Linked DNA regions of Homo sapiens: region 1 is linked to region 2. The links are chromatin loops, found by intact Hi-C in ENCODE. Cell type or tissue: mammary epithelial cell. All regions are shown on one strand. Each heading gives the region's core, and the rest is flanking DNA. Links, peaks and the distances in the headings are about the cores only.

What was found. Peaks named below come from ENCODE experiments on the same cell type or tissue, not always from the same donor. Only the 100,000 strongest peaks of a DNase experiment are listed, where the experiment ranks them.
Region 1: it touches region 2 in a loop (3-fold over the local background); 7 of 110 quality-filtered maps call a loop at or near these places.

What each region holds. Positions count from the first base shown.
Region 1 is chr11:12,279,726-12,283,725 of GRCh38, reverse strand. It overlaps a transcript of MICAL2 not described here. Among named protein-coding and RNA genes, the nearest start is that of PARVA, 96 kb to the left of the region's middle. In mammary epithelial cell, for the core only: a CTCF peak has its summit at 1,691 (motif pointing right); a DNase peak (open chromatin) is centred at 1,725.
Region 2 is chr11:12,122,855-12,129,795 of GRCh38, reverse strand. The region is part of intron 1 of MICAL2 (microtubule associated monooxygenase, calponin and LIM domain containing 2); the gene reads right to left. Among named protein-coding and RNA genes, the nearest start is that of MICAL2, 16 kb to the right of the region's middle. In mammary epithelial cell, for the core only: a CTCF peak has its summit at 2,988 (motif pointing left); DNase peaks (open chromatin) are centred at 3,015 and 3,835; H3K27ac peaks cover 3,463 bases.

The sequences.
Region 1 (4,000 bases), core at 1-4,000, 160 kb before region 2:
TACATAATATAAAAATTGTTACTTATACATTTTTAAGTCTAGATTTCAGTGACATTAAGTACACTTACCCTGCTGTGCAGCCATCACCACCTCACCACCACCCATCTCCAGAACTCTGCCCTCATCCCAAACTGATGTATGTCCTTTTATGACTGGCTTATTTCCCTTAGCAGCATGCTTTGCAGGTTCATCTAAGTTGTAGCACATGTCAGAGTCCCTTCTTTTTAAAGTCTGAATAACATTTTGCTGTATGGATATACTGCGTTTTGTTTATCCATTTGTCTGTTGAACATTTGATTTGTTTCCCCCTTTTGGCTAATGTGAATAATGCTTCTATGAGCATGGCTGGACCAACGTAGAGTCTTTTTTTTTTTTTTTTTTTAAACTCCACACTGCAACCAGGAGTCTTTTCAAAGCAATATCCTGGTCTTGTCTGGCATTCCCTTGGTCTACCTTGGAGGCATTTATCCAGGTGAGAATTGTGGTTAATGAAGCTCCATAAAACCCACACAAAGGGTCAACCCTGCATTATTTGGTAAAGTGATGGGGTTACCATAACCAGCAGCACAAAGCACAGCACTTAGACCTGTGCCAGAGAGCTTAACTGTACAATGTGGTCCACCTAGCAATGATAAAACAATGACTGATGAAGACTAACTCGACAAAGAATTGTTTGAGAGTCACGCATTCTACCCACTTACCTACTCTGTATTTTATTCTGGCGTTAAACTGGACTGTCAGAAACAAAATGCTTTGGCTTCACTACCCAACCCAACTAGTCTCCCAACACAACCCCATCCCGCTAAGAAAACTGCTATCACTGAGTCATGTTTTTTTGTCATGCCCTCACCTTCCAGCAAGGGTTGCTGTAAGAAACAGCCTCGAGAATACTAAGGCTGCATTTTCTGAGGAACTGTTAAGACATGATCGAACACATTTCTCAATATCATCTATTTGGTATGAGCCAGAAACTACAGAGTTAAGCATTAGGAGAAGTTGTGCCTACTCAGAGACCTGCTGCAAACCAATATATGTTTTCCTCATAAACAATGAGAGTAACGATGTTCTGTGTTTCCTTTTAAATGCTGGAAGCTAGAAAACTCAGAATCAAACTTATGATTCAATTAGAGCAACTGTTTAGGATTATGGTCTGCCTCTCTGGGGTCTATCCCTCCTAAACTGGTTTTGTTAGACCTGATTTTGAGGCTTGATCTTTCATATTTATAAATGTACAATTTTGTTTTATGTTTTTCTTGTAAGTTGCCTAAAACCGTCTGGCAATTGGAGGGGAAATGGAGGGAAGGGATGAAAGGCAGGCCAACTTCATATCTGGAAATGGGGAGCTGGAGCCCAGGGGGATGGAAGGGTACACCAAGGCCACGCAGTAACCAGAGGTGGGGCTGGACCCAGCTGGGCACAGGAGAGTACTCAGTTCAGTGCCAGTGCTGAGCCTTTCTGCACAGCCCCACAAATGGTACTTAACAAATGTGTTTGGATGATAATCTGTCCTTTTTAAAAAGTGTCACTTTTTTAAAAAATGAGGGTAAAATTCAACATTTCTAGAGTAAATTCAACAATTCCAGGATTTAAAAATATCTATATGAGTTCTTTCCGCCCCAGCCCTCGTCTTCCTGGGAAACCATCACTCCTGAAAACATTTCACGGACCAGGTGGCAATTCTGCTCATGACCACCAGGTGGCGATGCAGGACAAGTTGAGCTCCAGCTCTCCCAGGGCAACTAAGGCTGTGGGGCCATTGGGCAGCAAGTTTCCGTCAGGTTAGACTGTTTCTTCCCAGGCTCGTCCAGAAGTTACCCATAAATCAGACGATTTGGTCCCAAATTGTTGACTGAATCAAAACACTCAGTTCCAGGTCAACTTTGTATTAAACACAAGCTGGGCTGCTAAAGACAGCTACCTCTTAGTAAGCCAGAGCTTGGGCAGTGGTGGCTGGAGGGTGGCACCAGCACTGGCTGAGACTTCGGGAGACCACTCAGCCTGTTTGCTCACCTGTGAAACAGGCTTCGCACTAGTTACCCCACAGGGTCATCCTGGGATGACCACACGTATGGGAAAAGTCCTGGCCCATTACAGGTATGCAGTAAAAGTGTATTAATTGTTGTGTAGAAGTTTGGGTGCATCCCACAAGCCCCAAACACTGGTAATGGCCCCGGTGCTGTGCAGGTGGTCCCAGGGAGATGATGCCATCCAGGGCTGCATGTTGTCCAACAGCAGCTGGACCCAGCTCCCTTCCCTCAGGGGCTATGGGATGCTGGAGGGGCCCCTAAGGAGGTGCCCATACAGGAGGCAGGAGAGCGATCACTCCAGGCAAGAGAGACCTGCGGGCCCCTGATCCCTGCCAGCCTGTGACCAACCACAGCCAGCCAGTCCCCGTGATGTCTTCCCCACTGGGATTCCAAAGCTTCTCATGGAGAGGGAAGCCAGGCCTGGTTCAAGTCCCTTCACTGCCACTTGCGTCCCACTCCCCAAAGGTCCTAGCCCCACCGCCTTGAAGCCTGAGGGCGAGGCTTCCTGTCACCTGGTCCTCCAAGAGGGAAATTCAGCTGTGGGGGTCTCTGTTCCCTCCCCACTTCCCAGAATCAAGCCTGGTGGGCTCTCTGCTTACCGTGCACAGCTCTGGGCTCCTCAGGGCACTGTGGAGAGACTGCCCTGCTCAGGGCCTCCCCTAGGGACGTGTGCGGTAGATGCGGGGATCCTGGCCGCCAGGGTTTCTCTTCACAGGGTTCTGTGTGGGAGCCCTCGCTGCCACCATAGTCAGACTCTGTGTCAGAGCTGGAAGGAGGAAGGAGTGGGTGGGTGAGTCAGGGGGCCTGGAACCCATGCCCCAACACACCCACACTGCGTCCTGCCCAGGACTGCTCCAGCGCACCTGGGGGGCCTGGGCTTAGTCCTGTGTGCCCAGAGCCCAGCTTCGGACTTTGTTATGGGTTGAATTGTATTCCTGAAAACTCATATGCTGAAGTCCTAACCCCAAGTACCTTCAGATATGACTGCATCTAGAGATAAGGCCTTTAAGGAGGTCATTAAGGTAAAATGAGGTTGTTAGGCTGGGCCCTTGTCCCATGCACCTGATATCTTTCTAAGAAGAGGAAATGTGGACACACACAGGCACAGAAGGAAAACACTATGCAAACAGGAAGATGCCATCTACAAGCTAAAGAGGGAGGCCTGGAACAGATCCTTCCCTCCAATCCCCCAGTAGGAACCAACCCTGCCCACACCTTGATCTCAGACTTCCAGCCTCCAAATCAGTGAGAAAATACGTTTCTGTTGTTTCAGCCACCCAGTCTGTGGTGCTTTGTTATGGCAGCCAGAGCAGAACAATACAGGCTTGGCTCAGAGCAGAAGGGGCCCAGCAATGCATGAGGAGCTGTTTGAATAAAGCCTGCTCTGCTCACCTGCACCTGCCCCGGAGCATGACTCCTAAGGTCTCTCTGGTCAGATAAGCTCATCATTAGGGACTTGGTCCCGAAACTTCAGGCATTTAAATACTGCTCTCTTCCCCATGGAATGGATGAGGGAATGGAAAATTCTACCTGGGTGGGGGTGAGGGGTGGGTGGTATTTAACATGGGCCTTAAATAACTGGAATTCAAGTGGCAAAGAAGTGGAGGCAGGGTGTCCTAGACAGAGGGGCAGCCCAAGCACACGCAGTTCCAGGATGGGAAAGTACAAAACTGCTCAAGCAGTGATGTGTTAGTGAAACTATATATATCCACACACTCTCTGTACATGGAAATCCAGCAGGGTTCCTTCCACAAGGTCACTGCCACTCGTCCACCTGTGTCTATGGCAGACCCCCTATCCATCAGAGTGCCCAAGCCTGGCTGGTCATGGTGCCCCAGTCCTGTTCACTGATTGTTCCCAGAGGGAAGTATGTGATGTGGGAGTAGCAGCTGGAGGCCTGCCTTGGCATCCTGACCTGAGGACATGAATTTATGGATACGGTCTGAGACCCTCAGTAGCCGAGTTCCATGTGT
Region 2 (6,941 bases), core at 1,327-5,326:
GTTGAGGCTGCAGTGAGCTATGATCCCACCACTGCTCTCCAGCCTGGGTGACAGAGTGAGACCCTGTCTCATATAAATAAATGAATCATAAAATTAAGAGAAAAACAAATGAAAAACTGTCCACGTAATTGAGGACCACCAAAAAAAAAAAAAAAAAAAGAAGAAGAAGAAGAAACAGAGTAGAATTGTATAAAGGTCGGCTGGTCACCACATGACCTCCTCCCAGTCCTCTTTAGGAAAAGGGCTAAGGGGGAAATGATGAATGGCTTTAGGGGAAGAGTCAATCTGAAACTCCAGAACAAAGCTTTCTGGGATAGGAAGGGGGGTGCGTGTTTCATTACCTTCCACTTGCACGTTTTGGAGCAAGTTATTCAACCCTGCAGAGCCTCAGTCTCCTGACCTGTTCAATGGGGACAGTACCCAGTAACCGCACAGGGTAACTGTGAAGACCAAATGAAATATGAATGGGAATGTGTTTGGCAAACTGTAAAGCACCTTTGGAAATATCAGACATTTTCCAAATCCTGAGAGGTGGGGTCTTCAGGTCAGAATATGTGGCTTGAAGGGTAAAAGAAAACCAAGAATCACTTCTTTTGGCCCAAGTCTCTATTGACAGCTTCTAGGACAAGGCACAAGTCTTCAGGGATTTTAGAAAGATGCTGATTGAATTCTATTCATGGTCTTGTAAAGGGGAGACCTACACCCACATCTATATAATAAGGCAAAACAGAATGTGTTACAGAATGATCCTGCAGAGAGGATGGACATTCTACCCTGACCTCAGAGATTAAGAAGGCACTTACAATAATACTATAATATAAAAATAATATAAGAATTGTTAACATAATAATAACTCTTTCAGAGTGCTTGCTATGGGCCAGGCACTGTTCTAAGTGTTGACATAGCTTCTCTGATATTCTCATAACAACCCTATGAAGCAAGTTTGCAGATGACAAAACTGAGGCACAAAGAAATTGACTTCTATCTTGGACTTACATGGCTGGTAAGTGCTGGAGCCAGGATTTGAACTTGTCAGGCTCTGCTCCTTTTGGGAAACCAAAATGGGTTTCAGATAGACTCTGAGAGGGTGGCTGAAAGGCTCTGATAAAGCCTGCAGGGCTGAGTCATTGAAGAAAGGTACTGTTTCACCCACAGTGTCTCCCACCCATGCTTTCCCCACTACATTCACACTGCCCCGATCTGTCCTGGAAATTGGCCATGCCTCTGCTCTCCCTGCACCTCTTTGTGGGTACCTAATACCAAGGGAGACTGATATGAGAACCTATATGTCAATGTTTACATTTACACAATGGAACACTCATGGATTAATCCCAGCTCTGCCATTTACCAGCTATGTGACCTTGTCAAGTCTTAGTCCAGGGCTTCTGCTTCCTCATCTGTAAGATGTGGTTAACACTTATTATCTTGGGCAGTTATTGCAAAGATGAAATGGGATGTGTCTAGTGCAGCACCTGGCATGTTGCAGTCTTGATAAACAACTGTTAAATAGGAAGACTTTACAAAGGATTTCCATTGCAAAATCATTTTCTTCAAGGTAAGATCTGGTGGTAACAGTAGTACTTTTAACTAGTATTCACCTGGTTTTCATCTGCCACTAACCTACACCCACAACATGGATGATCTCATTTAATCCTGAAAAGCGCCATTATTTTCTTCATTTGACTTGGCTTCAGGACAAGAAAGGATGTCCCTAACACATTAATTTTACACACACATACGTATATGCAGACAGAGGGACAGATAGTAGAGCAAGACAATATTTTTAGGCACTTATTATATGTCAGGTGCTAGTCTAAGTATTCTACATTCAGTAACCCACTTCATCCTCTTGAAAACGTGCCTGAAATGGTAAGTACCATTTTATCTCCATTTACAGATGTGGAGCTTGCAGCACAGTGAGGAAAGTGTCAAATGAGTAGACTTTTTTAGTCTACAGTGGTCATCTCCTCCTGAATCTCTGCTCCCCTGTCTCAGCCGCCAATATCCTATCCCCTACAAAGCCACTAGGGAGATCTCCCCACACATGTCACTCCTCTGCTCAAGAGCACTCAAAGACTCCCTACTGCCTAGTCAAAGACCCCCAACAGGTCGAAGAGGATCAACTGTGGGCTCAAGATCCCAGTAGGATCTGGCCTTGCCTCCTTCCCTGTGCTCCCAAAGTCCCAGTGACAGGGTGAGTCAGTGAAACCTTCTCTAACCACTCTGTTTAAAATTACAGCCCTCCCCGAGCTGCTCCCCTCTCCATGCAGCACACACCATCTCCTTCCCTGCTTTGATTTTCTCCACCATACCTCTCATCACCTGGCCTCCCACGCATTTAGCTCACTTGTTTATTGTCCCTCTCCCCTTCTGGGAATGTGGCAAGGGATGTTATCTTGTTTTGTTTTTTTCCCTGCTGCAACCCAGCACTGAGAGCAGTGCCTGCCACAGAGTAAGAGCTCATAAATACCTGCTGAATGAATGAATGAGCAGACATGTAAAATGCCTAAGAAGAAAATGTCCCCATAGAGCAATGGTGAAAGAATGGCTCCAGGAGGCTGGAGGCTAGAGATGCCTAGACTGAAATGTCCTGGAGCTAGACCCTTTCTTGCCTATCTTCCTGAGATTTACAAGAGTTCCCTGTGAGACCCTGGGCCTTCATCCTCCCATCCCTGTTCTGAAGTTAAACACACTCCAACTCAATCTCTCTCTCATTAAAGCCTCTTTGCATCTGTCCTAAACTCACCTGCCTAGCCTCATTTCCCGCTGCCCACCTTCAAAGCAGGCAATTCCCCATTTCTCTTGGCCTCAACACCCACTAGAGATGCTCTCTTCTTACTCCCAACTTATCCATCTGCACTGCAACTACCCATCAGGATCCAGATCAAATGCTGCTGCTGCCGCCACCTCTGCTCCCTCCTCCAGGAAGCTTTCCAGGCCCTCCCTAGCCCACAGAAAACACTCCCCACACCCACCGCTGCCTCCTTCAGGCAGATGGACATTAGTCATGAACTACCTTGTGGTTTTTCTTCTATGATTGAGCTGAACTGTTGCGAAAATCTCCTGTTACTTAATTTTTTTTTTTTTTTTACACACATAAGCCTTGCTTTCCCAAGCCCACTGTAAATACTTTAGGAGGAGAAGTTGAGCCTTATGCATCTTGTCATCCCCACAGCACAGAGCCTAGGGCACATAGTAGGTGTTCAATAAATGCTTCTTAATTGCCCAGGGTAAATAAGTCACCTCCCCAATCAGGTCACTTCCTCAATTATAGGTACCTGGACTGGCCACTCCCAAGAGGCTGCATTTTTTCTTCAGAGCCAGCTGTGATCTCAGTTACCTGCAAACCTCACCATGGGCCTATGTTTTCAAAGGATGTTAGACCTATTCTAATCTCACTCCACTGAACTGGGCAGACGAGATGATTTGTAAAGCATCTCAGGTCTGGCAAAGCAAAGTACATACTTCTTCCAGGCAAACCCAGAGATTCAGAGCTTCCAATCTCCTTAAATACTGGAGTTCACAAGAGGAAAAAACCATGGTGTAAGTTTTAAGTGACTGACAGCAGAAAACCAACATGAGGCTCAGGTGCACGCTTTGAGCACCAGCTATCACTAAACCGAGATTACAGTTTACTGTAATGGTCCTAAAATCCCACATGACTTCTGAGGGAGAGGCCCTGTTTACTACAGACCCTCCATGTGCTGGCCTATGCCAGGCTCTGCAGGAGGGCCTCCCTGAGTCCCCTCTGCAAGGTAAGTGGGCTGGGACCAGCCAGCTTTACACCTGAGGAGCTGAGGCCCAGGTGGGTAGGAGGCTGCAGAGCCCTGACTCAAGCAGGTGAGTCACTCACTCCACATGGCCTCACCAGTTCACATTAGCCAATCAGGCATCCCAGATTATCTGTTATTTAAAGAAAAAAAAAACTGAATAAGAAATACTTGCACCGGATTCCAAAGTCAAAAGAATACAAAAGTATTCAGAAAAAGTTTCCCTCCTACTCCTGTCCCCATCTACCTACCACGTCCCCACTCTAAAACAGGTCACCACTATTATCAGTTGCTTGTGTCTGTTTCCGGACCGTGATTATGCATATATACACAAATATAAATATGTGTCCTTTTGTTTACATTAACTGATAGCAGACTAGACACACTTCTCTGCACCCAGGCTTTATCTTTTAAAGGACTAGACTTGGGACAGGGCAGAGAGATAGAGTGTCTCTACATAACAAAAAAAAGATGCCGGGCACGGTGGCTCACGCCTGTAATCCCAGCAATTTGAGAGGCCGAGGCGGGCAGATCACGAGGTCAGGAGATCAAGACTATCCTGGCTAACATGGTGAAACCCCGTCTGTACTAAAAATACAAAAAAATTAGCAGGGCATGGTGGTGCATGCCTGTATTCCCAGCTACTCGGGAGGTCGAGGCAGGAGAAGCACTTGAACCCAGGAGGCGGAGGTTGCAGTGAGCCGAGATCGCGCCACTGCACTCCATCCTGGGTGACAGAGCGAGACTCCGTCTCAAAAAAAAGATGTACAGCTATGTGAAAAGCCCATGAAATAAAGAGAAATATTCTGGAGAACACATGGGTGAGAAGGGAAGAACTAAGGCATAGAGATACGATGGAAATGGACCCCACTGGGCTGCTGCTGATACAGATCCCAGGCTAGCCAGAGATGAGCTCTGGCGGGTGGGGCTGAGATCAGACACCCTGAGAGCGCAGGAAGCCCCAGTGGCTAAAGGCTAAGCCTGGCTTTGCAGAGAGTTTCATCATCTAGAAGAGAGAGGATGTGTCCATAGAAACAGGGACTAACCTAGTTCCCTAATTCCCACAACAATGGTGGAATGGGTTAGTGACCAGAAGGACACAGGAACTGTGGAGGAAAAACAATCATTTCCTGTGAAATTAGCAAAAGACCAAGAAGGGGAAGTTGGTGCTGGAGACTCAAAGAACACAGACTTCAAGTGGCTGGGAGATCAGAAGAGCTGCTAGATGCGAGGTGGAGGAAGTTAATGACTTGGACTCTGAATGCAACTCCAGCCAAACAATTGAGGAGACCAGGACAGGGGAGCAAAGAACCAACACTGGAATGAAGAGTAGAGTGGAGATAGGGGTTTAGTGTTTTTGTTTTGTTTTTTAAAAAGGATATTTAGACATTTGCAATGACTTCAAGTCCCCTAGCCCGGGAAAGTGACCTCCCAGAGCACGGAAAACGTTCACAGATGAGATGCTAAGCTGCCTGGTGCAATCTCTGGGGAGCAGCCCAGGAACAGCTGAAAGCAACCTTGGAGCCCTCGAGGAGCTGAGAACACGTAACGTTAAGGCTGTTCATGTCCTTTTTGATGAAGCACTTGATAGTAGATGCAGAACTGCAATGGGCATGGCCTATCTAGCTTCAGAAAGGCGTCTTAGGTCAGAGAAGCAAAAGGACAGAGACTAGGCTAGGGGCGGCTTCAATCACTCTTCCCAAAGTCAGTCGGTCAAAGATCGCAAGTCCACTGAGGGGAGGTCTCCAGGAGTGTGACAGAGGGGTCCCTTCGATAAGCATTTATCATGACTTGGGTGACGCTGTGGAAGGCATACTTAAATAGGATTCTGATCAATGGAACAGGGCTGCACTGAATTTAACAAGTTGAAACTTAACAGGAATGATCATTCTGAATCAAGCAGGAGCAAAATAGGAGGCTCTGCCTTTAAATTCTAAAGCCACACAAGTTTAGGACAGGGGAGAAGCAGCTTAGCAACAGCACATGTTAAAAAGACCTAGTCAGCAGTAACGTCTGTGATGTGATGCTGCTGCCAGCAAAGCTCATAGAGTCTTGGGCTGCATTAAGAGAAGCAGAATGTCCGGAACTGGAGGTGATAGCTCCCTTCTTCTGCTGTCCTCATACCATAAATACAATATATGGTCTGGACACTGCCTTCGCTGTATAAAAAGATCTGAACAAACTAAGGCATGTTCAGAGGAAAACCACAGAGAAGGTAAAAATCCTGAACCCACACTGTGGGTTGTTAATCTGGAAGAAGATGCAGGAGAGAAACAGAGGGCTGTCTTTAAATAACGTATTTCACTGATCAGAAATGCATTTTTCCCATTATAAAATGTCTGAAAGCAGAATGTGTCTTAAAACCCCCTGAAACCTAACGATCTCTCCCGGGATGCAGCTGTGGCATAGCTGTCACCGCCTCACATATGGAAATTTGACTCATTCCTGGTGGCATATCTGAACAACCATGATCTAAAACATTTCAGGAGCCAATACTTTTAAGGACCATTTAAGGAAGGAATGTGAGTCCTGGTTGTTAACAAAAAAACTTTCATTGATGCCTTCTGGTAAAATCAAGAAAACACCAGAACTGACATAATGGGTGTCAGCAGCTGGAAAAAATTCCAGGGACAAGAGAGATGAAGAAATACATCCCCACCTGACTAGAAGAGAACAGTGAGTCAGAAAACCATGGACATTGATGAATCTCAGTCAAAAAGTGATTCAGAAGAGTTAGATTCTGAAAGCGAAGTTTTAGAAATGCCTTAACCAATTTACTTTTATATATATGCAAGAGTGATATAAAATAAAAAAAGTATGTCTAAAATCTTAAAAAATTCAGAAAATATAGAATAAAAATTTTAAGCAATGGCAAAGCATTGTGCCACAGTTTAATTGGCAGCTCTTTTTCTTTCTTGAGGGTACATGAAATAATGGTATATCTTTCAGTTGATGGTGTTAGAGATTTGATTAAAAAAAAACAATTTCTGAAGAGCTATTGGGTGGTAGACAGATTAGACCTACTCTCCATGGCACCCAAGGGGAAGAACTGGGACCAAATGCCAGAAGCTATAGGAAGCCATCAGGAAGGAGGAGTTCAAAGACAGGATGGATCACCTCCCACCTATAAACTCAGGCTAAACCACCACTGTGGAGTCAAGCATCCAGTGG